Linked DNA regions of Homo sapiens: region 1 is linked to region 2. The links are chromatin loops, found by intact Hi-C in ENCODE. Cell type or tissue: K562. All regions are shown on one strand. Each heading gives the region's core, and the rest is flanking DNA. Links, peaks and the distances in the headings are about the cores only. Region 1 has its middle 130 kb from the start of LINC01685. Region 2 overlaps RRAGC (Ras related GTP binding C).

What was found. Hi-C counts contacts between places; a loop is a spot of excess contacts. Peaks named below come from ENCODE experiments on the same cell type or tissue, not always from the same donor. Only the 100,000 strongest peaks of a DNase experiment are listed, where the experiment ranks them.
Region 1: a loop joins it to region 2, with 7 times the contacts of the local background. A loop is called at or near these places in 17 of 110 quality-filtered maps.

What each region holds. Positions count from the first base shown.
Region 1 is chr1:38,605,596-38,610,976 of GRCh38, forward strand. No RefSeq gene overlaps it. Among named protein-coding and RNA genes, the nearest start is that of LINC01685, 130 kb to the left of the region's middle. RefSeq lists an enhancer at 2,454-3,243. In K562, for the core only: a CTCF peak has its summit at 2,856 (motif pointing right); a DNase peak (open chromatin) is centred at 2,846; H3K27me3 peaks cover 218 bases.
Region 2 is chr1:38,833,162-38,838,542 of GRCh38, forward strand. It overlaps RRAGC (Ras related GTP binding C), which reads right to left. Exons shown (of 7, transcript NM_022157.4): 7 at 5,037-5,381. Among named protein-coding and RNA genes, the nearest start is that of RRAGC, 24 kb to the right of the region's middle. In K562, for the core only: a CTCF peak has its summit at 2,259 (motif pointing left); a DNase peak (open chromatin) is centred at 2,280.

The DNA.
Region 1 (5,381 bases), core at 135-5,134, 230 kb before region 2:
CTACGTTTGTTCCATCTCATTATTCTGTCCCAAGGGCTGTCCTCAGCACCTGCACTGCAGAAGTGGGCACATCATTTCCCCTGTAACCAAAACATTCCTCTTCCTTTTACAGCTCCTCAAATGCTGGGACATGGAGTTCTGTCTCTACTTCCCTCATTCTATCCTTGCCCTGCCCCACTCACCACCTCCTCTCCAGCCCCCCTGCTTCCCAAGGGAGGCCGCTGGAGCCTGAGGCATGCACTTCCCAGTCTTGGCAAGGCTATGGGGCCCAGGCAGTTCTCAGACCCCAGGGCCCAGATGCTGAGAAGAGAGGAAGGAAAGGAATCCCTAGGTACTCTCTTGGCACAAGACAAGGTCTCTTGGAGGCTGAGCCTCTCTTACTCAGGAAGGCCCTGGAGTATTGGCCAGAGACAAAGCATGAAGTTCTCTGACAATACTAGTAAGAAGGCCACATTTTACACCAATAAAAGGACTATATCTCTGGCTAAAACAGTGATGGTGGGAGATTGAGAGAAAAAACAGAAGAGTCATAGGGAGAGAGAGACAGAGACAGATACAGAAACAGAGAGACTAGCAGAAATAAAGACAAAGAAAAATGTGCACAGAACAGAAAGAGACAGACAGAAAGATATAGAGTCAAAGAGAGAATCAAAGCAACAGTCTCGGAGAGACAAGGATGAGAGGCTCAGAGATGGGAACAGATAAAGATGGTCCTAGAGACAGGGAGAGATGCTCATCAATGGACATATCAGCCACAAAAGTGGGAAGAGGGGCCCGAGACCCAGAAATCCAGAGACACAGAGAGGGATGCCCACGTACCTCCCAGACTTCCTTTTTACTCTCTTGACTAATTTTTTTAAAAAGCAGAAGAAATAAAATGGTTTGATTTGAAGTCACTTCCAATAAAGATCCATGTGCAATAAAGGATAAGCATGAAAGGGAAAAGGCAAATCTAAACTGTTGTGGAAGAAGGAAAAAACTAATTATACCGAAGACCTAGCTGTGGTTACTTTAGTGGCCTGCAATGAACTACCTGATTTTCATGCCTCGTGTACACCCATGACCTTGATTCTGGGCTGGCCCTGTAATCTCCTTTTACCAATAGGATGTGGTGGATGTGACACTGTGCCAATTCTGAGCCTAGGCCTTAAGTCCTGGCAGTTTCTGGGAGTGTGTGTGTGTGTGTGTGTGTGTGTGTGTGTGTGTGCGCGCGCGCGCACGCACCTGAGTACACACGCTTTGGGGAAAGCCATCCACTGTCTAAGATGTTAGACTGTACTGAGGCCATCTTGCTTATGTGAAGATGCCTAAGCTAATCACCTTGAGAGATCATGTGGGGAACAAGAAACTCAGCCAACAGTGAGAACCAAGGCCCCAGATATACACCCTAAATCAAACTGCGCCACAGCCCTCAGCTGCACACACAGAGAGCAGAGGTCAACTCTCCCCACTAAGCCCTGCCCAAATGCAGAATCATGAGCAATAACAGAATTGTTGTATTTTAAGTCATTACATTTTGGGATAGTTTGTCATGTAGGAATAGATTGCTGAAATACCAGGTTACTACAGTAGCAGTAATTAAGTCTAGCAGATTCCCTAATTTCCTTTGGCTGATGGATTATGTGGGAGACTCAGAGCATCTCTTTCCCCTGAAGAATAAAAGTGATACTCAGCTCCTTAATTGTAAAATCAGCAAAAGTCCATCATTGGCAAACTGGAAAGAAAATGGTAATTCACAGACTTACCTGCTGTGGAATAGCGATGCTGCTGCTGCTAATGATCAGTGACTGACTAACGATGGGTAAAGAGAATCAGCGCTACATTTTTTATTAGCACTTACCACATGCCAGTTTATCCCATTTTATAGAAGAGAAGACAGAGGCACAGAGATGTGAAATGACCACCCAAGGTCTCACAGCCAGTCCTTGTCAGGGCCAGGATTTGAGCCCAGAACCCAAATTAGATTAGAAATCAAGCCGAACAAACAAATCCCTACCCAGGAACTACAAATTTAGGGGCCACCTCTGTATCCCAAAGGCCCTGAGGCCAAAATGCTCACCAGACATTCCTGGGAAGTGGGCAGTGGGGAGGATGGGCCAGTGCTCTCGCCCTCTCTCGGGGTGGGCTGGCTCTAGGGTGGGGTCTGTTTTTCTCTAGAGCCCCGGGCAGACGAGCACCCAGGGAAGGCCCCCCATCAGGTCCACCCCACCGTGGCCCCGTGCACTGGTCTAGCAGGGCAGCAGCCCATGCCTGCAGACTCTGTCTTGAGGCCTGGAGGAATCACTTGACTCTGAGATTGTTTCCAGGAATACTTTCGCTTCTGTTATTATACTGCCTTCCCTGACACCCCCTCCCCCCAGTACTTTTTTTTTTTACACTAAACTTTCTCTGAATTCACCTGATTTTTCCCATCTCCTTTACATTCTTTATGGCAATGGAGAAATAATCACCGCTTCTCCGGCAGGGTGATGGGAGTGTGCAATATTAACTGTAAATCAGGCAGAAATTGGTAGAAGGGGAAGGGTTTGATGAGGTGCAGAGACATTATATCATTTTAAAGCACTTTTCTGGTCTCCAGTAATCCCCATGTAAATGAAAAGGAGGCGACCGTGCCTCTCTCTCCCAGGCTGCCTTGAGGAATGCAGAGAAAATACTCCTGGAAAGCGGACCTGGGGCAGAGGAAGGTTGGCTGGGGCTGACAGGGGAGGCAGAAATGCCCAAGACGATGCCCCCAGCCCCTCCACACCAGGGCTGTGCTCACGCTGGGACTGGAATCATCCTGGCCATGCTGCGCCTTCGTGAAAGATGAGGACCCGAGGCTATGGACCGGGAGGCGTTGGTGCTATTCACCAACAGGGGGCAGGGCTGCATCAAACCATCTGCATCTTGTAGCCCGGTGGTCTCAACCCGAGTGGTACTGCCCCCAGGGGAGCGTCTGGAATGTGGGGCCTCCAGGGACTCTGTCCATTGTCAAATGTCTTGGAGGCACTGCAGAACTTGGTAGAAGCGTAACATCCTGTAATGCGCAGAAGACTCCCACATAACAAAGAATTGCCCCTCTTAAAATGCTGGTAGCTTCCCCTCCGTGCCATGCTCACACAAAGAACTTCACTTTCCTGAAGAATGACCATCTATGGAGACTTATAACTGCAGGGCCCATCGCCAGGGAAGGTTCATTCTCTCCCTGACCTCCCAGGTTCCTTTAAACTTAAGTCAGTTCATTTAGGCCTACTGGCTGCTGCTTCAGCTGAATTCAGCTACCTGCGTTTCATCCAATCTCAGGTGTTATTGATTGATTGTAAAGGAAGGCACTGTTTTATAGACTACTAAAAAAGGAAAAAATGCTGCAACTCGATGCTTTCTCATTGGTTAGATTTTTTTTTTTTTTACTTTATACTTATTGAAAGTGTTCTTTCATACTTATTTAATCATTGTATATCATGGAATGTTACAAGTGCGGTAAGTTAGCTACCATATTCCTAACCTTCCCATTCAGGGTCCAATCTTACGCATCACTTTTCAATTCAAAGTCACCAATGTCCATGTTTCTCCACGTGGAGTTGAGACAGGATAGTTCCCTTGACCCACTTCGTGGGCCAGAACTGGAGTGGCTCATTTCACTCAGCCCGCCGCTGGCCACTCCTCACAGGAGGGAACCAGAGTGTGGAAACCACAGCAACCAGCCAGTGGCTCCTCTCTGGCGGGAACAGCCTCTGTGCAGGCCCTGCAGCAGCGTCCAAGCGTGTTACAACCAATGTTCTTTCAGCTCTGCCGTCCAGGGATGGCCAAGTACCAACCAACTCAGTGGAGGGTCAGGGTGACAGCCCCTGCCCTCTTGGCACCCGGGTTCTTGTCTGGCGTCCAGGAAGAATCAGGTCACACAAACTGTTTGAAAGGTGATGGATGTGGACGACTTTATTGAGCAGTGGGTGGCTCTCAGCGGAAAGGGAAGCTGGAAAGGGGATAGGAAAGTGATCTTTCCCTGAAGCCACACCATCTGAAGTCATCAGCATCTATCCATAGTCTCCGATGCTCAGTTGCTTTTATGCTCACCGCTCAGCCGCTTGTATCCTCAACGCTCAGCTGCTTGTATTGCTCTCAGAGCTTTTATGGGCACAGGATAGGGGTGGGGCAGGACAAATGGGCAACGTGTGGGTGGAAAACCGCGGTCAACTATTTTCACTTAGGGCCGGGGTTCTATGTTTAAGGGTGGAGTTTAGCTGGGAGCCCAGCCCTTCTGCATAGAATCATCATTAGTGACATCAAGAGTGGAGATGATGCTGCGTTTCTTCAAAGAGGGCTCCACTCCTGTCTCTGGGATTTTCTTCTGAGCTGTTGATACCCATTTTACATTTGTGGTGCTGGCTGTTCCTTTTTTATTTTTACTGATACATAATGGATGTACATATTTTCAGGGTACATGTGATAACTTGATATATTCATATAATGCGTAAAAATCAAATCAGGGGTAACTGGGATATCTATCACCTAAATATTTATCTTTTCTTTATGCTAGGAACTTCCAATTATTCTCTTATTCCTACCTTTTTTTTTTTTTTTTTTTTTTTTTGAGACAGGGTCTCACCTTTTTACCAAGGCTGGAGTTCAGTGGCTGGATCTCAGCTCACTGCAGCCTTGACCTCCTGGGCTCAAGTGATCCTCCCACCTCTAAGTAGCTTGGACTACAGGCACACGCCACCATGCCCGGCTCATTTGTTTCTTTTTTAAGTAGAGATGGGGTTTCGCCATGTTGGCCAGGCTGGTCTCCAACTCCTGATCTCAGATGATCTGCCCGCCTCAACCTCCTCCCAAAGTGCTGGGATTACAGGCGTGAGCCACCATGACTGGCCACTAGCTTTTTCTTGATCTTCCCAGAATGTGTCAACAAAAAGTTTCAGACAATAAACAAAACTTATTTCCTTTTCCAAATGGTCATCAAATATTTTGTTGATGGGCCTTCAGGGGCCTGCCTGCTGGCATCTGACCAGGTCTCCCAGCATAACTGCATCACCACATCAGTGAAGGGAAGGCGCAGCCTCTGGGGGCCGTGTCACTACCCCTGTCTGAATAGCAGCAATTGTAAGATGATAAGATGGATCCTGATTATAGAGATGCTAAAATGGGAAGAAGTGTATACCTCAGAATCTACAAAATACATTAGAATATTAGTTGGTCTTTATGGATAGATGCCCAGAGCTCCAACAGAGACACCTTAGCACTGAAACAAAGACTGCTTGAGAGGCCCGGGAAGGTTTTTCAGACAAAGATGTACTTTAGACAGACAAATAAATGGAAAGAGGTTTCCAGGCAGCAAGAATTTGTACAAAGCAGTATAAATATAGAATTTTAGGAAGAGAGAGAAGTCCAGTGCGCCTGGATCA
Region 2 (5,381 bases), core at 79-5,078:
AATCATTCTAACTTCTGTTCCAGCTGTCTTCCTTCCATTGACTGACCAAGGCCCTCCCTAAGGCCCAGTTCTGCCTCCCACCCCACCCTGCTCCCACTCAGTATGCCAATTCGATCTCTAGCTCAGCCCTCTTCCCCTTCATCCAGCCTCAACACTCTAGTAGTCCAGAGAACATCTCCATGGAGATCCTGTGGCCCCTGACCCTAATGAGTTTCTTTTTGCCAGACAGCCTGCCTGCCTTTCTCAATTGTCCCGTTCCCATCAATAGACTGCCACAGGGGTCATGTGAGGAACTAGTCCAAGGAGCCTCCGTGCTAGACATCTAGCCAGGAAGAACTACAGTGCAGTAGAAGAAAAGAATCCTCCAAGCATGGAAATGGCCAATAGCTCCCTTTCCAAAGTCAAGACAGATATTCGAGAAATGTTTGGTAGGGTTATAAGCGTTATTTCTCAGTTCATCTTCCAAAGCTGTAGAGGCAGTACATTTTCTGGGAAAAAGCCTCAGTACAGAACATGCCAGCACTGCTTTTCAGAGAAAGATAGGCCCTGTCTGGAGCCTCATTACCTGGAACACAAAGTTTGCATGCCAATTTGCATGGAGATAAGAGAGAGGCCATGGAAAGAAAGGAAGGAATATTCACAATTTGCTAAAATGTGTGTGCCAGCACCTCTTTTTTAAAGAAAAGCAAAAAGAATATTGTAGAAAATTAATATTCCATTTCTCTAAGTCAAGTTCCTGTCTGTTCGGCAGGTTACTTTGTAATAAACCAAATTAATTGTCTCCCACATGCCTTCTAATATTTTATCAGTCCAGGCTGGGTGTGGTGGCTCACGCCTGTAATCCCAGCACTCTGGGAGGCCGAGGCGAGCAGATCACTTGAAGTTAAGAGTTCGAGACCAGCCTGGCCAACATGGTGAAACCCCATCTCTACTAAAAGCACAAAACATTAGCCAGGCCTGGTGGTGCACGCCTGTAATCCCAGCTACTCAGAAGGCTGAGGCAGGAGAACTACTTGAATCCAGGAGGTGGAGGTTGCAGTGAGCCGAGATCACGCCACTGCACTCCAGCCTGGGCAACAGAGTGAGACTCCATCTCAAAACAAAACACACAATAACAAATATATATATTTGATCAGTTCAAAAGATGCATTTTAAAGTGTAAGAATCTTAAAGTGGAAGTTGCAGCACTTTGCGGGCAACACGTTGGTAGTAACTGGCATTTTCAAGTGTGGGGAGGAACAACTAGTTTCCTGCCATTCAGTTCCTCATTATAACAGTCCTTTGCAATTTTCTCAATTATATTTTAAACAGGTCTGAAGATGCACTGGTGTATCTAGTTCTTTTTACACTAAAATTTGTCTTTGCAGAGCAAAGTCACAGCTGGGGATTGTGAAGCAATTACATGGCTCTAGAAGAAAGAAAAACAAGCTGGGAGCAATGACTCACACCTGTAATCCCAGCACTTTGGGAAGCTGAGGCAGTGGAGGATTGCCTGATCCCAGGAGTCTGAGACCAGCCTGGGCAACATGGAGAGACCCTCATCTCTACATTAAAAAGAAAATTAGCCAGGCATGGTGGTGCATGCCTGTAGTCCCAGCTATTCGGGAGGCTGAGGCAGGAGGATCGCTTGAGCCTGGGAGGTTGAGGTCGCAGGGAGCTATGATCGTGCCACTGCACTCCAGCCTGTATGACAGAGCAAGACCTTGTCTCAAAAAAAAAAAAAAAAGGAAAAATAAGTACCCATGGAAGGATAAGGTTCTGCAGCCTTTTCCTTTGCCATATTTTATCTCTCAAGCATAAGTGTGAAATAATTTCAACAAACCTCATTTGACACAAAGAAAAGTGGTGAAAACAGATATTTTAATTCAAATATGTGGCATTTCTTTCCATGGAGTCTTGAAGACCACACACATTTACAACAGATGGATTAGAAGAGGAAGCAAGAAGTTCTGCCTGCTATAGGAATGTGGCTACAGCTGTCTTAAGGCCCTTTTGTAACTAGTAATACATAAAGCAAATGATGTTAATGACCTTCGTTTTACCCAACCCCTCACTAAAAAGTGGAAATCATCAACTGCTCCACTTCCAATAAGATGTCTCAAATCAGTCCTGAATGTTATCCTAGGGAAAATACTTCAGGAATTTTTTGGATCTCTAAGTTAGGTGTGCACTTAGGTGATACGGGCAATACAAACTTTCAGGACAGAGCACACATGCAGAAGCCAGAAAGCAAGAAGCTGTGTTTAGATAATACAACACTGCCACCTAGAGGCCATACACTAAGGACTTGGACACCATCACCAAACAGGCTGAAAAGGTAGACAAGCTGCCTGTGCTTCGCAGCACATCTGGCTTAAATGAGTAAAGATACTGAGGAAATGTTACAGAGTAGTTAAATATGCTTCCTGCTCACTACCTACAAAGACAGGTGTTGAACTAGCCATCCAAGAAACCAGTTTGGTGATGGTTGTATTAAGATACTTGGAAAACAGTGTAAAAATCATACTTCCAATCTCATGAAAACATTTCAAAACTGTGAATTTATTACACACTGATTGAATGAATATGCATTTCTTTAATGTGTCAAATAAACCTAGGAACATGGGATATAAACCAAGGTAAACAGGCTTCCTTATTGCAGGTCTTCTCAGAACCTTTCATATTTGACTGTATGTAGAAAATCTCCAAAGAGAGACTACAGATTGCAAGTTTCCAAAACTTAACTATAGAATCCTTTTGTTGTTGTTGTTGTTTTCTTTCTTTCAAAACACACCAGTGAGCAAACTCGCCCTCCCTACTAGGAAAGGAAGGTCGAGTGGTAGTTTGCGGCTGCAGGTTATGGAATCAAACTGCATGGGTTCCCATTCTAACTCTACCACTTTACAATTGAGCCGTTCTGTATCTATTTCCCCTTCTGTAACATAGGAATATAACACCTACTTCCCAAGGAGTTGTGAAGATTACAAGGTAATACACGTAAACCACCTAAAATAATTAGTGGTGGTTGGCTTTCCCTTCAAGTCCTTCTTGGATGTTATTTGTATCCAAAGTATCCTAATGTACCGTTCCGGGAAGTTACTATTAACAAATAACACTCACCTGGCACGGTGGCTCATGCCTGTAATCCCAGCACTTTGGGAGGCCGAGGCAGGTGGATCACCTGAGGTCGGGAGTTCAAGACCAGCCTGGCCAAAATGGAGAAACCCCATCTCTACCGAAAAAATACAAAATTAGCCGGGTGTGGTGGCGCATGCCTGTAATCCCAGCTACTCAGGAGCCTGAGGCAGGAGAATCGCTTGAATCCGGGAGGTGGATGTTGCGGTGAGCCAAGATTGCGCCATTGCACTCCAGCCGCCTGGGTGACAAGAGCGAAATTTTGTCTCAAAAAAAAAAAAAAAAAAAAAACCTCTCCAGTTATGCCCAGCTGCTGTCCACATTCCCCTTACAGACTATGTTCCTTTGGGACCCCCAAGAGGGACAGGGGGAGCATTTAAACTAACTAGCTTACTTACTAGCTTAGATGGAAAACAGTGGTACTAATAATCTCTTTTGAATAACTGGAAGGGCTTTCAGCATTTGCAAAACAAAGGATAGAGATCCTTACCAAAGTCCAAAATTCACACACAGTGCTTTCTCCAACAATGCTTGATTTTATCTTTTAAATCATTTCTCCACACAGAACTCAAGATGTAGAAGGTAAATTAACTCCCAAATACCTCCAGCATTCTATATTGAGATATTATATACATGCATATATGTATGTGTGTGTATATATGAATGTGAATGGGAGAGGTGGTGGTATGTGAAATAGCTAAAATACCTTGCTGCTTAAGACTTTAAGGTATTTTTTAACCATCTGTCCTAGTTCTCTTTGAAGTAGACTGGTAGAGATCAACATCCACTGGGATGCAAAACATTTCAAGCAAAACCCTGATCATTTTATTCTCCGTTTTCTTCATCCTGAGTTGTCTCCTTTCACATTTACTTTCTATTTCACAATTAAAGACTTCTCCTTAATCACTGACTGAATTTATAATTTTCAGTAACAGGAAAACATAACATTTATTGGGCATCTATGTACCACATGCATCTTGAAATATTCTCTCCATTTAACCAATGGGAGCCTAAGGCCGGAGGCTGCAAGTAAAGGCATGCCACGCTGGGCTGCCAGGCCTGGAGGACAAGCCCTGTTTTGCCACTAATTAGATCTATGATGAGGCTGGCCACCCTTAGTGTACCCTCAACAGTGCCAGTTCACACCTGCTGCTCAGGCATCCTTACTAATGGCATCCCTTCCACTCTCAACAGTATCTGGAATTTAAGTTATACAGTCTTCCTAGCTACAGCCTCAACAAGGCTCCTTATCCCTCTGCACCTGTTTCCAAAATCTGAAAAAGAAGACAGGATTAGATAGTTTCACAAGAGTTTTTTCAAGCTGTTTCTGTGATTTCCATTTCAGAATTAAAACAGCTTCTAAAGTAGTCCAATTACAAAATTTAAAGATCTTTCAATCTGTCTTCCTCCCACTGATAAACTAATGTCTATTTTTCTCTGATTAGTTTAGACCCAACCTGTTTGTATAGACAAACAATTATTTAACTGACATTTAAGAGTGAGTCAATGAGTATGTCAGCAACTGGAGGAAACAGAAAACAAGCTGGAATCGGTACAATTGTTTAAGTGTGTTTTACTTCACTCATCTCCTCACTCCTTCTTAGGTTGGATTAACACATTAATGATGCCAGGACCAGGATACTCCCCACCATGTGTGAGATTTGTGTATATGAAACACCCAACCAAAAACATTTTCACCTGAGCTTAGATTTACTACCCTAGAGCAGAAATGGGCCAGGGGAGATACCTAGACACAAGGCCATGAAATTCCCACATCGGGATAGAACCTGAAGCTCTGACACATAAGAAACATTAACCACAGGAAGCAGCAAAAGAAAAAGAAATGGATGAGAAAACGGCAAAGTGGGACAACCCAACGTTCCGCCACCACCCTCCATACCTCAGGCAAGGAGAAACGCTGATTTTGGAGTAAATACATTTATTGATACCCATTTCATATATAGTTCAATGAAATAATCTATAAATATAAAAAGCATTTTTCTTTTGGATATCACCATGGTCCATGTAAATACTCAAGTCAGAATCACCTGCAGGAAGCACTCCAAGTCACACTGTTAGCTTTACAGACCTGAATATACATATTGCATTAAACAGTGGCACTTATGTACTCAAGTGGTCCAGTGGCTTTGGAATATATGTCTACTGGGCATGTGGAATAGAAATAATGTGTTAGGTTTAAATCAATGGAAAGGGTATCAACCATCAACAAAAGCAACAATTATGAATTCATATCCTAGGCAAAGAAA